Regions from separate parts of the Homo sapiens genome. Here region 1 is linked to region 2. Evidence: chromatin contacts called from ENCODE Hi-C or POLR2A ChIA-PET data. All regions are on one chromosome and are shown on one strand. Each heading gives the region's core, a stretch centred on a gene start or an enhancer-like site at or near the end of the contact. The rest is flanking DNA. Distances are from core to core; before and after follow the strand shown. Region 1 overlaps BMP7 (bone morphogenetic protein 7). Region 2 has its middle 110 kb from the start of BMP7-AS1.

Evidence for each region. A loop is a pair of places that touch in the nucleus more often than their neighbours do. ChIA-PET counts read pairs that join two places held with the same protein, here RNA polymerase II (POLR2A). Pooled maps may share reads with other maps.
Region 1: a pooled map shows a loop between it and region 2 (2.1-fold over the local background). The contact joins two enhancer-like sites. A Hi-C loop is called at or near these places in 4 of 168 maps with a recorded cell type or tissue (Right ventricle myocardium inferior, breast epithelium, heart left ventricle and 1 more) and 6 of 50 pooled maps. POLR2A ChIA-PET finds 5 or more read pairs at or near these places in 1 of 52 experiments (activated T-cell).

The regions. Positions count from the first base shown.
Region 1 is chr20:57,164,015-57,169,795 of GRCh38, reverse strand. It overlaps BMP7 (bone morphogenetic protein 7), which reads left to right. Exons shown (of 7, transcript NM_001719.3): 7 at 1-1,043. Among named protein-coding and RNA genes, the nearest start is that of BMP7-AS1, 47 kb to the left of the region's middle. Within about 2 kb of position 1,686, at least 7 of the 41 ENCODE cell types and tissues checked have a DNase peak (open chromatin) inside an H3K27ac peak, as active enhancers do.
Region 2 is chr20:57,101,440-57,107,397 of GRCh38, reverse strand. No RefSeq gene overlaps it. Among named protein-coding and RNA genes, the nearest start is that of BMP7-AS1, 110 kb to the left of the region's middle. Within about 2 kb of position 2,580, at least 2 of the 41 ENCODE cell types and tissues checked have a DNase peak (open chromatin) inside an H3K27ac peak, as active enhancers do.

The DNA.
Region 1 (5,781 bases), core at 437-2,936, 63 kb before region 2:
GACAAAACAAGACTCCATCTCAAAAGAAAAAAAAAACAGCACCAATGAAGCCTAGTTCTCCACGGGAGTGGGGTGAGCAGGAGCACTGCACATCGCCCCAGTGGACCCTCTGGTCTTTGTCTGCAGTGGCATTCCAAGGCTGGGCCCTGGCAAGGGCACCCGTGGCTGTCTCTTCATTTGCAGACCCTGATCAGAAGTCTCTGCAAACAAATTTGCTCCTTGAATTAAGGGGGAGATGGCATAATAGGAGGTCTGATGGGTGCAGGATGTGCTGGACTTACATTGCAAATAGAAGCCTTGTTGAGGGTGACATCCTAACCAAGTGTCCCGATTTGGAGGTGGCATTTCTGACGTGGCTCTTGGTGTAAGCCTGCCTTGCCTTGGCTGGTGAGTCCCATAAATAGTATGCACTCAGCCTCCGGCCACAAACACAAGGCCTAGGGGAGGGCTAGACTGTCTGCAAACGTTTTCTGCATCTGTAAAGAAAACAAGGTGATCGAAAACTGTGGCCATGTGGAACCCGGTCTTGTGGGGGACTGTTTCTCCATCTTGACTCAGACAGTTCCTGGAAACACCGGGGCTCTGTTTTTATTTTCTTTGATGTTTTTCTTCTTTAGTAGCTTGGGCTGCAGCCTCCACTCTCTAGTCACTGGGGAGGAGTATTTTTTGTTATGTTTGGTTTCATTTGCTGGCAGAGCTGGGGCTTTTTGTGTGATCCCTCTTGGTGTGAGTTTTCTGACCCAACCAGCCTCTGGTTAGCATCATTTGTACATTTAAACCTGTAAATAGTTGTTACAAAGCAAAGAGATTATTTATTTCCATCCAAAGCTCTTTTGAACACCCCCCCCCCTTTAATCCCTCGTTCAGGACGATGAGCTTGCTTTCCTTCAACCTGTTTGTTTTCTTATTTAAGACTATTTATTAATGGTTGGACCAATGTACTCACAGCTGTTGCGTCGAGCAGTCCTTAGTGAAAATTCTGTATAAATAGACAAAATGAAAAGGGTTTGACCTTGCAATAAAAGGAGACGTTTGGTTCTGGCTCTTTGGCCTGTGTCTGTCTGTGTGTGTTGTGTTTTTCTCTCAGTTCTTGGACACTGAAGTTCTCTCACACTGCTAAGAGCTCCCTGCCTTCGTCTCCACCGTGAACGCTCTGTTTAGCATCCAGGCCTTGCGGGGAAGTGGCCGCTCGTCAATATTTGGTGCAGCTGTGTGGGGCTCCGGGCAGGAGAGATGGAACCAAGCAACACATGTGAATTTGGTAGGCTCGACTACAAAGGTCCTTGATTGAATTACAGTGCAGCTGTCAGCAGCTGTTTCAAAGAGGCAGGGGGTAAATTAGCTGTGTTTACTGCTAACATAGTTGAAAGATTTAGTCATCCCAATAAAATAGAGGCACCACAGAGAGAAAAAGGGCAGGAGGTGCACGCCCAAAACTTTAAAGCGGTGCCGGCCCCAGAGCTGACACTGTCCAGTGCAAATGATTGGGGCAGTTGCTGGAGCGCGACTGTGGACGTGGATGGCCCCCAGCAGGCCTGGCGAAGGCGGCCAGGGCCCAGTGTCTCGCCGAGCATGGAGCAGCACTTGGCTGCGTAGCGTGGAGCAGCAGTTTGGACGCCTTTCCTCTTTGAAGTGCACACTCAGGTCACCTGATGGCTGTTGTTGGAATCCCAGCCTGATACTTGGACAGGCCGCCCATTCTTCCCCTATTGCCTGGAATAAAGCGGCTGCTCCTAACAAGTCCCAGTCCTTGTGATTTCCAGACCCTCCCGCCATTGTCCGGACAAGCAGTTTAGCGTTTGTTCCATTTTCCAGGCTGAAGGCCAGAGCCACACACTGGAGGTCTAGATGTGGCCTGCACACGGGTCTTATTCCCCTGGCATGGTGGTGTTTATCCATGTCTTAAAATGTGGATTCGTTGCCAACATGTTTTTGAATATCAGAAGATGAGGGTGAAGAAAAACTCCCCAAATCTGGCTTCTCTTGAGAATCGGCAGGCCTGGCCACTCTGGGCCCCACACACACATGGCTGCTCTGGGTGGCTGCAGAGGGACAGCTGGTGCCCAGTCTCCACTGCTCCCTATTGCCTCTCTTACAAAAGGGTGAATGTCAGTTGCTGTTTTTAAAATTGTAGATGCGTATTTATGTGCATCCATGTCCCTAATGTCCCTATTAAGAGCAGGATAGTAGAGGCTAGCCTGGGAGAGCCGGGCACTTTGGAAAGGACAAACATTCTTTCGTTACCGCTGTCCCACTTTCCCTTTTGGCCCTCTGGGCAGGCCCTACAGGCACGTGCGTCTGTGGCTATAGCACCACAAATGGCCTCACCTTTCCTCTTCATCTTCCCCCCTCCTGGTTTACCACCTCTCTTGCTCATTTTCCCCCTGGAGCGTTTTCTCGTTGCCTCTCTTCTCAGTCCCGCTCACTGTCAGGCACAGAGAGGTGAAGGAATTTACTCAAAGTCCCCAGCTAATAGTTACTGGAACTGAAATTTAAACCTCAAAACCTGGGCTCAACCCCAGGCTTTCCTGAGCTGGAATCTCCCAGGGCTGCTGGAGAAACATGGGGATTCCTGGCCTGCAGCTCCGAGCCTGCCAGTGTCCGTCCGCCATCCTGTGTGTTGGGCCCTGACGACTGAGTTCCTGGACCATTGCTCAGGGCTCGGTCTCCCTCCTGCTTCCAGACTGCCTGAGGGCCTTCCTCTGTGCGCACCAACGCTGAGTGTTAGCTTCTCTGGTGGGTGGGGCCGATGGCCAGCCTGCTGTACCGTGGACGCTGCACACGGGTAGTCCTTTCCCTCTGTCTTCTCCTCCATCGCCTGGTGACAATAGTGTGTGGACCGTGCTGGGGGGCTGGGAGGGTTAGCAGTGGTCACCGGGGCCATCTACAGAGTGGATTCTCACAGGCATGTTTTGAGTCCTGCCCTCTGTTCAGATCTTTTGGAGACAGTGAGCATGTGAGTTTCCTGGGGCTGCCATAAGAAATCACTACAAACTGCTGGCTTAAAACAGCACAGATTCATTCCTGTGGCTCTGGAGGGCAGACGTCCAAAATCCAGGTGTCAGCAGGGCTGTGCTTCCTCTGGAGGCTCTCGGGGAGGACCCTTCCCAGCCTCTTCCAGCCTCTAGTGGCTCCAGGTGTTCCTGGGCCCGTGGCTGCATCATCCCAATCTCTGCCTCTGTCTACCCATGGCCTTCTCCATCGCTCCACTGTGTGCCTTTTTTTTTTTGAGACGGAGTCTCGCTCTGTTGCCCAGGCTGGAGTGCAGTGGTGCGATCTCGGCTCACTGCCAGCTCCGCCTCCTGGGTTCACGCCATTCTCCTGCCTCAGCCTCCCGAGTAGCTGGGGACTACAGGCTCCCGCCATGACGCCCGGCTAATTTTTTGTATTTTTAGTAGAAACGGGGTTTCACTGTGTTAGCCAGGATGGTCTCAATCTCCTGACCTTGTGACCCACTCGCCTCGGCCTCCCAAAGTGCTGGGATTACAGGCATGGGCCACCGCACCCGGCCCTCTGTGTGGCTTTGATAAGGACACCTGTCATTGGATTTAGGGTCCACCCAGATAACACAGGATGACCTCCTCCTCTAGATACTTCATAATATCTGTGAAGATCTAGATACTTAATATCTGTGAAGACCCTCTCTCCAAGTAAGGGCACATTCACAGGTTGCAGGGATTCAGATGTGGGCATATCTTTTTTGAGGCCACCATTCAATCCACCACAAGACCCTCTCCCTTTCCCACCACAGGGTTCTCAGGCCCCACAGAGCTTCTCCGTCCAGCCTCAGTTGGTCCTCACTGTTCCTGGTTGGTGCCACTGCTGCCGCCCATGCTGGGCAGAGTGAACTCTGGAGCTCCTACGGCTGGAACTCAACCTCAGCTTCCCACCAGCTCCAACCCTTCTCATGTGCACTGCTGGGGGCACTCTCTGCAAGGGGGCTGGCAGCTGGACGGGGGCTCCAGGCCAGAGTCCCCCATCCAGGAGCAGGTGGCCATAAATAAGGATGACCACGGTGGCTTGGGGCAGCCAAAGTGCGATGCGATGCCCTTTCTAGGAGCAGGGTGGGCTCTGGGGACAGCACGAGCTTCCTCTTTGGCCGGAAGTGTTCATTCTTCATCTGCTCACTCACTAATTCATCGTGTGTCCACCGTACACCAGGCACCATGGCGGGCAGTGGGTACAGGTAACAGAACAGAAGTCTGCGCTCACGGGAGTGGGTCCTGATCAGGGGATACAGCAAACAAACAGGACCCAGCCCCATGCCAGCATGGCTGTGGTCCCTCCTCCATCCAGAAATAAGACAAATTGTTGTTTTTGACTGTGTTGGCATCAAGGTGAATATCATCCAGGAATAGTTACATTCATTTGTTCTGACTTTGAAAGACATTAAAATATGTTTGTGGCCCCGAAAGTCCCATGGGCCTAGTCACTGTGCCTACCGTGTTTAGTGGAGAAGCCAGACCTGATCGAGCCATTTAATGCCAAGGAATGACGTGTGTCGGGAAGCCACAGCATGTAGGGGGACAGGGAGGACAGGGTGGTCAGGGACAGACCCTGAGGAAGGCCCTTTCAGCTGAGACCTGAATGCAGGCAACGTGGGCTGACAGGGATGGAGGTACTGCAGGGAAGAGGTCTTCCACCTGAGGGAGGAGTGTGTGCAAAGGCCCTGGGGTGGCAGGCGGGAGGAACAGCGAGAAGGCCACGTGGCTGCGGCACAGGGAGGCAGGCAGGACGTTAGCAGAGAAGGAGCAGGCTGGTTGTGCATGGCATTGAGGACCACAGAGGGACCCTGGGCTTCATCCAAAGTGCACTGGGGGCCATTGGAAATGCAGATACCAGGGGAAGCCACGGTGGGGAGGGTTAAGGGTACCTGGAGGAAGCAGGGTTCCAGTCCCACCTTGCACCAATCAAGCTGCTGCCCCTTCCTCCTCCTCGTCCTGGGAGGTTGCTCTGCAGAGACTGGCCGTGGGATGGGCGCACAAGCCCACTCTGTCTGGTGTTTAGAGCGGGAAGTGGCACCCAGTCAAGGTTGCATGTGGAGGTGGCTGAGAGGACAAACACTCACTTCCCCTGGGGAAGACATCTGCTGCCTTCTTATTTATCTGGGACAAAGGAGAATTCTCATGCCACCAGGCAAGAGGCAGCACGTGCTGGGCAGAGGGGCCGGGATTGGCTCCAGCTCAGAGCCCAACCCAGTTACTTAGTCAGCTGTGAGACCTCCATCTGGGCAACTTATCACCTTCTCTGTGCCTCAGTTCCTTCATCTGTGACATGGGTATGGTGCCTACCTATACTTAGGATACTTAAGAGCAGCTGCATATAACAGAAAAACCCCAAATAATAGTGGCTTAAAGAAGATAAAAGTTTTTCTCTCATCTGAAAGTCTGAAGGTCAGCCATCCAAAGACAGGGTGGTAGTTGTCTTACTCTGCCCCTAAGGATCTAGGCTTCTAATTTTCTGCTCTGCCATCTTAATTCATGGCTTCATCCTCACAACCTACCTCATGGTCCAAGATGGCTGCTGGAGCACCAGTCAGATCTGTTGTATTAGTCTGCTCTCATGCTGCTGATAAAGACATACCCGAGCCTGGGAAATTTACAAAAGAAAGAGATTTAAGGGACTTTCAGCTCCACATGGCTGGGAAGGCCTCAAAATCATGGCAGGAGGCAAGGAGGAGCAAGTCACATCTTACATGAATGGCAGCAGAGAGAGCTTGTGCAGGGAAACTCCCGTTTTTAAAACCATTGGATCTCATGAGACTCATTCACTATCACAAGA
Region 2 (5,958 bases), core at 1,331-3,830:
GGCCCAGTGTAATCACAAGAGTCCTTATAAGCAGGGAACAGAGGTGTGAGAAAGACTGCAAGATGCTGTGCTACTAACTTTGAAGGTGGAGGAAGGGGCCGTGGGCTGAGGAGTGCAGGGGCCTCTAGAAGCTGGAAAAGACAGGGAAACGGATTCCCCTCAGAGCCTCCAGAAGGCACACAGCCACGCTGGCACCATGCTAGTCACCCAGTGAGACCCATTTTGGGGTTTGGATTGTCAAAGAATAGACGTGTGTTGCTTTAAGCCACTTAGTTTGTAGTAATTTATTACAGCAGGCAGAGGAAACACACACAACCCTTGAACCATCTTCTTTAGCGAAAATTACTAGGAGTTTCTCAGTTTCTTCTGAGGGCTGGTGTGACCTCAGGGGCCAGCAAGAAGAGCCTCATCCCTCAGCCACCTTTGAGGAAGTAAACATGGACTTCCTCCCTGAGCTGTGGGGGAAATACGGGAAGATCGTCTTTCAGATCAGAACATGGAGGAAGAGAGAGGAAGTGAACTGATCCCGGGTGTGCAGTGACAGTGCAGGCAATGCCTGGCTGGTTTTGGAGCTGGGGGACCCCTAAGACCCAAGAGGGATTCTCTGGACCCACCAGAGAAACAATGAATGGAGGTAAATCTCCTTGGTCTCAGTTGGACCAGGTGTAATTCAGACTCTGTAATGGATTTTTTAAAATGTTTCCCTGCCCAGCATCTATTCCCTTATTCTGGAAATGATTCCAGGTTTTTTTTTCTGGAAAACTGCTCTTCCTCCAGTTTCATGATGTGGCTCTTATCACCCACACCCTCATAGCCAGATGTGGTTCTGTGACACCGGCTTAGCTAACCAGGGGACGCTGCTTCTTTGGCCACAGTGATTGGTCCAGGATGAGCATGTGACCCATGTTTGTCCAATCAGAGCCAATGTGGACCTTTTGCCTGAACTCTGGGGCGAAGGGAGTTGCTGTTGTTGCCGGGGGCTCAGGGAAGACACGATGAAAGCCTGGCTTGCTGGAAACGATCCGCCATCCCATAGGGATAGCTTGCGTGAGAATGGAGCCAATACACAGGAAAGCAGAGCCCAGAGTGGAGGAAAAACAACAGAGAGAGAGGGAGAGGGACAGACTGACCGATAGACAGATAGAGGCAGAGACAGAGACTGACTCTTTGTCAGAGCACCTGGATCGAGCCATACCTGAATCAGAACACTCCCCAAAAACTCCTTGGTTAGCCAGAAAAATCCTCCCTTGTCCTTCCCTAAGCCAGCATGGGTGGGATTTTCCATCACTTGCAACCAAGAAAGTCCTGACCGATACAGAACCGTAAGAGCAGAGCCATTAGGATGCTTTCACCCCTTTAGGTGGGAGCCCCTCTTTCATTTTGTAGTTGGAGAAACTAGAACCCAGAAAGGCCATGGTACTTGTCTGAGGTCACACAGCAAGTCACTCCATAGTCGGGACTGGACCTGAGGGTGGAGTTCCAGTTTAGGACTCCTTCTCCCACCCCGTGGTCAGGAAGGTCAATCTGCCCCATTTCCCACCCCCACTCCCCAAGCATCCTCTACATAAATGTCCCTGAACCTGAGAAGCAACAGGAGACGGAGGTTAAGGTTTCCAGGTTTTAGGCTGGCTTCCCACGAGGCTGCACAGAGATCTCGACCCAGGCCTTTGGCATCCTACGTAAGGAATTCTGGATCTGAGAGCCCCTGATTGTGGCAGGGGGCTGCAGATACAAACAACAGACTTGCCATTGCATCCTTGACACATATCTTATTAGTTACAGTATTTATGCTCTCTAACCTCAGTTTCCTCATCTGTAAACTGCTCATAACAATAATATCAGTATCATTCATTCAGTCATTTGACAAACATGTAGTGAGTAACTACTATACGCCAGACACTGTGCCGGGCAGTGGGAAGTCGGGGTGTCCATGAGGACAAAATCCTGCCCTCTCTGTCCTTAACAGTTCAGTAGCTCCTTAGGGTTCCTGTGAGGATTAAATAAGACAGCATGAAATTGAGGGAATTTGATGCGGTGGAACTCTTTGCATCTTGATTGTGGAAGATGATTTTGTGACTGTGGAGGTTTGTCAAAACTCACAGAACTGCACCTTGACTATACATACATTCTACCTCAGTCAATGATGCTCAGTTTCATAAAAAAAATTAAAGAGTGTCTTCTCTTTCCATTAGTGGTTAGGCTTATGTTGCAAGTCAAAGGAGAAAAGCTTCACATACAGTGAAAACTCATTAAGATAAAAAATCCCTTTAGAGAAGAAGAGAGAGCAGGTGTCAAGCGCTTGGCCTGGCTGCAGACCGAGTCAAGTCCTTAGCACCAGCCATTGTCACCAGAGTCCTCTTCCCACTGTTGGTTTTCAGCTGTTTTGAATTAAGTGTGTCGTGACTCCCTTCCCTGAGCTGAGATCACCGAGGAGTGACCGCGGCTCAGAGCCCATGCCTAGGAGCTTCGAAAGGCAGAGCTGACAAGTTGAGTGGCCCTAAAATCATTACCAGGAAGGAGCTCAGCCACGGGGCTGCTTGGAACCCGGCCTGGGGCCTCTTGGCAAGTGCAGGCTGGAGGAGGGGGATCAGGCCAGCCCCACGTCCCCCCTGCTGATCCTCCCACCCTCTCTCCCAGCCTAGTGTCCAGGACTTGTCCCCAAGTGGGAGTCCCAGGAGGGCAGGGACCGTGGCCAGGTGCACCCCGTGTTGTCATAATCTCTCCACTGGCCTGAATGCTCCGAGGAGACCAGGATGAATGTGAATCAAAGTGTGGAGCCTCCACTCCCAAGAGGAGAAGAGAATCGAGAATTAAGCCTGTGAGATGTAGCTGTACACAGAGAAGAGATGAGGGCGGCAGGGAGCCCTCTGAGGAGACGACATTCTTGATTCTTGAGCATGAGTTGGAAGAAATGGAGTCAGCCAGGTGGATATTTGGAGGAGCAGAATCCCGGGTGAAAGGAATGACTGTGCCAAGGTACTGGGGCAAGAACATGCCCAGTGTGTTCCAGGCACGGCTGGGGTGGAGGGAGCGGGTAGGCGAGATGGAGACACAGCAGGAAAGCCAGGTGGTGAGGACCGTGGCCCAAGAATGGGACCTGGAGTTTACTCAGAGAGAGAGACAGAGTAGCAGACCTGTTGGAATGGGAGCAACAAGGCAGGGTCTTCCCCCCAGCAAGCTCTGCTCGGGGACGGAAGGTGCGGGGGGCATGTTGTCAGCGATCATGGACACCAGGCCAGGACTTAGACTTCTGGAAGGACGCGTTCAGCCCTGCCTTGTAGTCACCCACACTTCCGCCTACTGCCAGGGTTTTCTACCTCGGGAATAACACACGGGCTGTATCTTGAGGATTTGTTTTCCTTTTTTCTAACAACACAAAAAGCTAACAAGTGAGAATAGGCCTTTCTGTGTGCCAGGATCTACATACTGGATGCATATATATATATATATATATTTTTTTTTTTATATGGTGCCTCGCTCTGTCACCCAGGCTGGAGGGCAGTGGCGCAATCTCGGTTCACTGCAACCTCCGCCTCGTGGGTTCAAGCGATTCTCCCGTCTCAGCCTCATGAGTAGCTAGGATTACAGGGGCACACCACCACACCCGGCTAATTTGTGCGTGTGTGTGTGTGTGTGTGTGTGTGTGTATTTTAGTAGAGATGGGGTTTCACCATATTGGTCAGGCTGGTCTTGAGCTCCTGACCTCAGGTGATCCAACTGTCTTGGCCTCCCAAATTGCTGGGATTACAGGTGTGAGCCACTGTGCATGGCTATCCATGTATATCTTTGAAGGCATCACCTGCCTTGGAAACATGAGACCGAGGACTTGGTCACAAATCAAGTGGACGTTTTGGAGTGTCAGCACAATCTGTGTCCATATTTGCCAACAAGTTTTTAAAAAATGATGTTTTCTATAATCCTGGATTTGCACGGTGCGATCTTGATGGTGTCACCTTTCTCCCCGTTTCTATCCCAGCAATAATCTTAAATTCTACTCAAAACAAAGAGCTCCCTGTTGGCAGTTAATCCTCAAAGGGAGAGCTTTGTTCGAGACTAAAAAACCTCATTCAACAACGTTGGCAAGAGCTGGCATTCTTTGTGCCCACTCGGCCCAGTGTTTTCAGCTCTGACTAGGAGCCTGCATTTGAGAGCTTAAGTTCATTTTTTTTTCACCCCTTGCAAGTAGACCTCTCTGTCACAAGGCGCATTAGTGGAGCAGGTATTTAAGGGAATAATAGAGGAATTAGAGCAGCCGCCAGGAATAGAGGCAGGGGGCTGGGGGAGGATCTCCAGGTGTGCTGAGCGAGGGGGTTTCTGGAAAATGGGACCCAAGGACAAAGGAGGAGCTGGGTCTTCCAAGAGGTTCTCCCCACGCTCAACAGACACACTTTTGTATTCATTTTCAGTGCTGTGTAACAAATCGCCATAAACTTTGTGACTTAAAACCTCCTTTTGCTACCCATCAGCTCTGGAGGTCAGGGGTTTCACACAGTGCGACTAGGTTCCCTGCCCCAGGTCTCGCCAGGCTGAAGTCAAGGTGTTGGCAGCCTGCGTGCTCCTCTGGGGCTCTGGGTGGTCTTCCAAGCTCATGCGATCGGGCAGAATGCCATCCCTGGGGGGTAGAGCTTGGGTCTTACTGGCCGTCAAGGTCACTCTCAGCTCCTGGTGGCCACCTCATTCCTGGCTCCGTGGCCCCTTCCATTTTTGAAGCCAGCAACCGAGAATCTCCCTCACATCAAATCTCTTTTAGGCTTTGAATCTCCTTTTCCAGAAGGGGCCTCGTCCCATTCCCGGGCTCACCTGGTTGTTAGGTCAGGGTCCCTTCAACTCACACAGTCATGGTGCCACAGCAGAGCTTGCTCCTGGAGCGCTAGCCCATGGCATCCACAGGCCCTTCCACACTGGAGATAGGGGGGATTATGAGGCAAGGGGTGGGCTCTGACAAGGGTCACCCTGGCATTCCACCTGCCACGCCTACCTTCATGGCCATGAGCAGACACTCAGAGCTGCTCACCAATGCCAGGCCTCAGGAGCCCCAGCGATGGCCCCGAAAGCCCCACACTCTCCATCGAAGCCGGGTGGTTAGGGCCTGAGGCCTGGGCCCCAGACTCGGGTATAAATCTTAGCTCTGGGCTCTTAGTCATGTGACTGTATCAGCCAGGATGGGTTAGATTATGCCGAGGTGACAATCGAGCCTAACATCTCTATGGTTTAAAAACTGAGGTGTATCTCACACAAATCACATGACTGAGGTGTACCTCTCACACACATCACATGACTGAGGTGTATCTCACACACATCACATGCCTCTTGCAGGTTGGCAGAGAGACAGTGCTACCATGATCACTCAGAGACCCAGACAGATAGAGCAGCCATCATCTTAAATGTGGCCAGTAGGCAGGCCAGTGGGAAAAGAGAATGTGGCCTCGGCAAATCTCATGGTCACCCCTGACGCTAAGAAGGCCGGGAGGCGCCCTCAAGCAGAGAGAGCTGGAGTGTTTTTGAATCTTCCGTGAACACTCCGTGAAGTAGGTAGGTGATCTTCAGTGAGTTTTTTTTCTAGTCTGAGCCTCAGTTTCCTCATCTGTAAAACAGACACGAGAGTGTGATCTGGCCAGAGCTGGGATGCCGTGTGTTGGATAAGTGTGAGCTGGGTTCTTGCAACGTACAAGGTCATGTGAGCTCATCTACTCCTACAGCAGCAACCCCCACACGACCTTGTGAACATGGTAAGAAGTGCTGAATTATACCTTTTAAAATGGTGAATGGTGTGATATGTGAATTATCTCTCTCTTTCTTTCTTTTTTTTTTTTGAGATGGAGTTTCACTCTTGTTGCCCAGGTTGGAGTGCAATGGTGTGATCTCGGCTCACTGCAACCTCTGCCTCCCAGGTTCAAGTGATTCTCCTGCCTCAACCTCCCGAGTAGCTGGGATTACAGGTGCCCGCCACCACGCCCG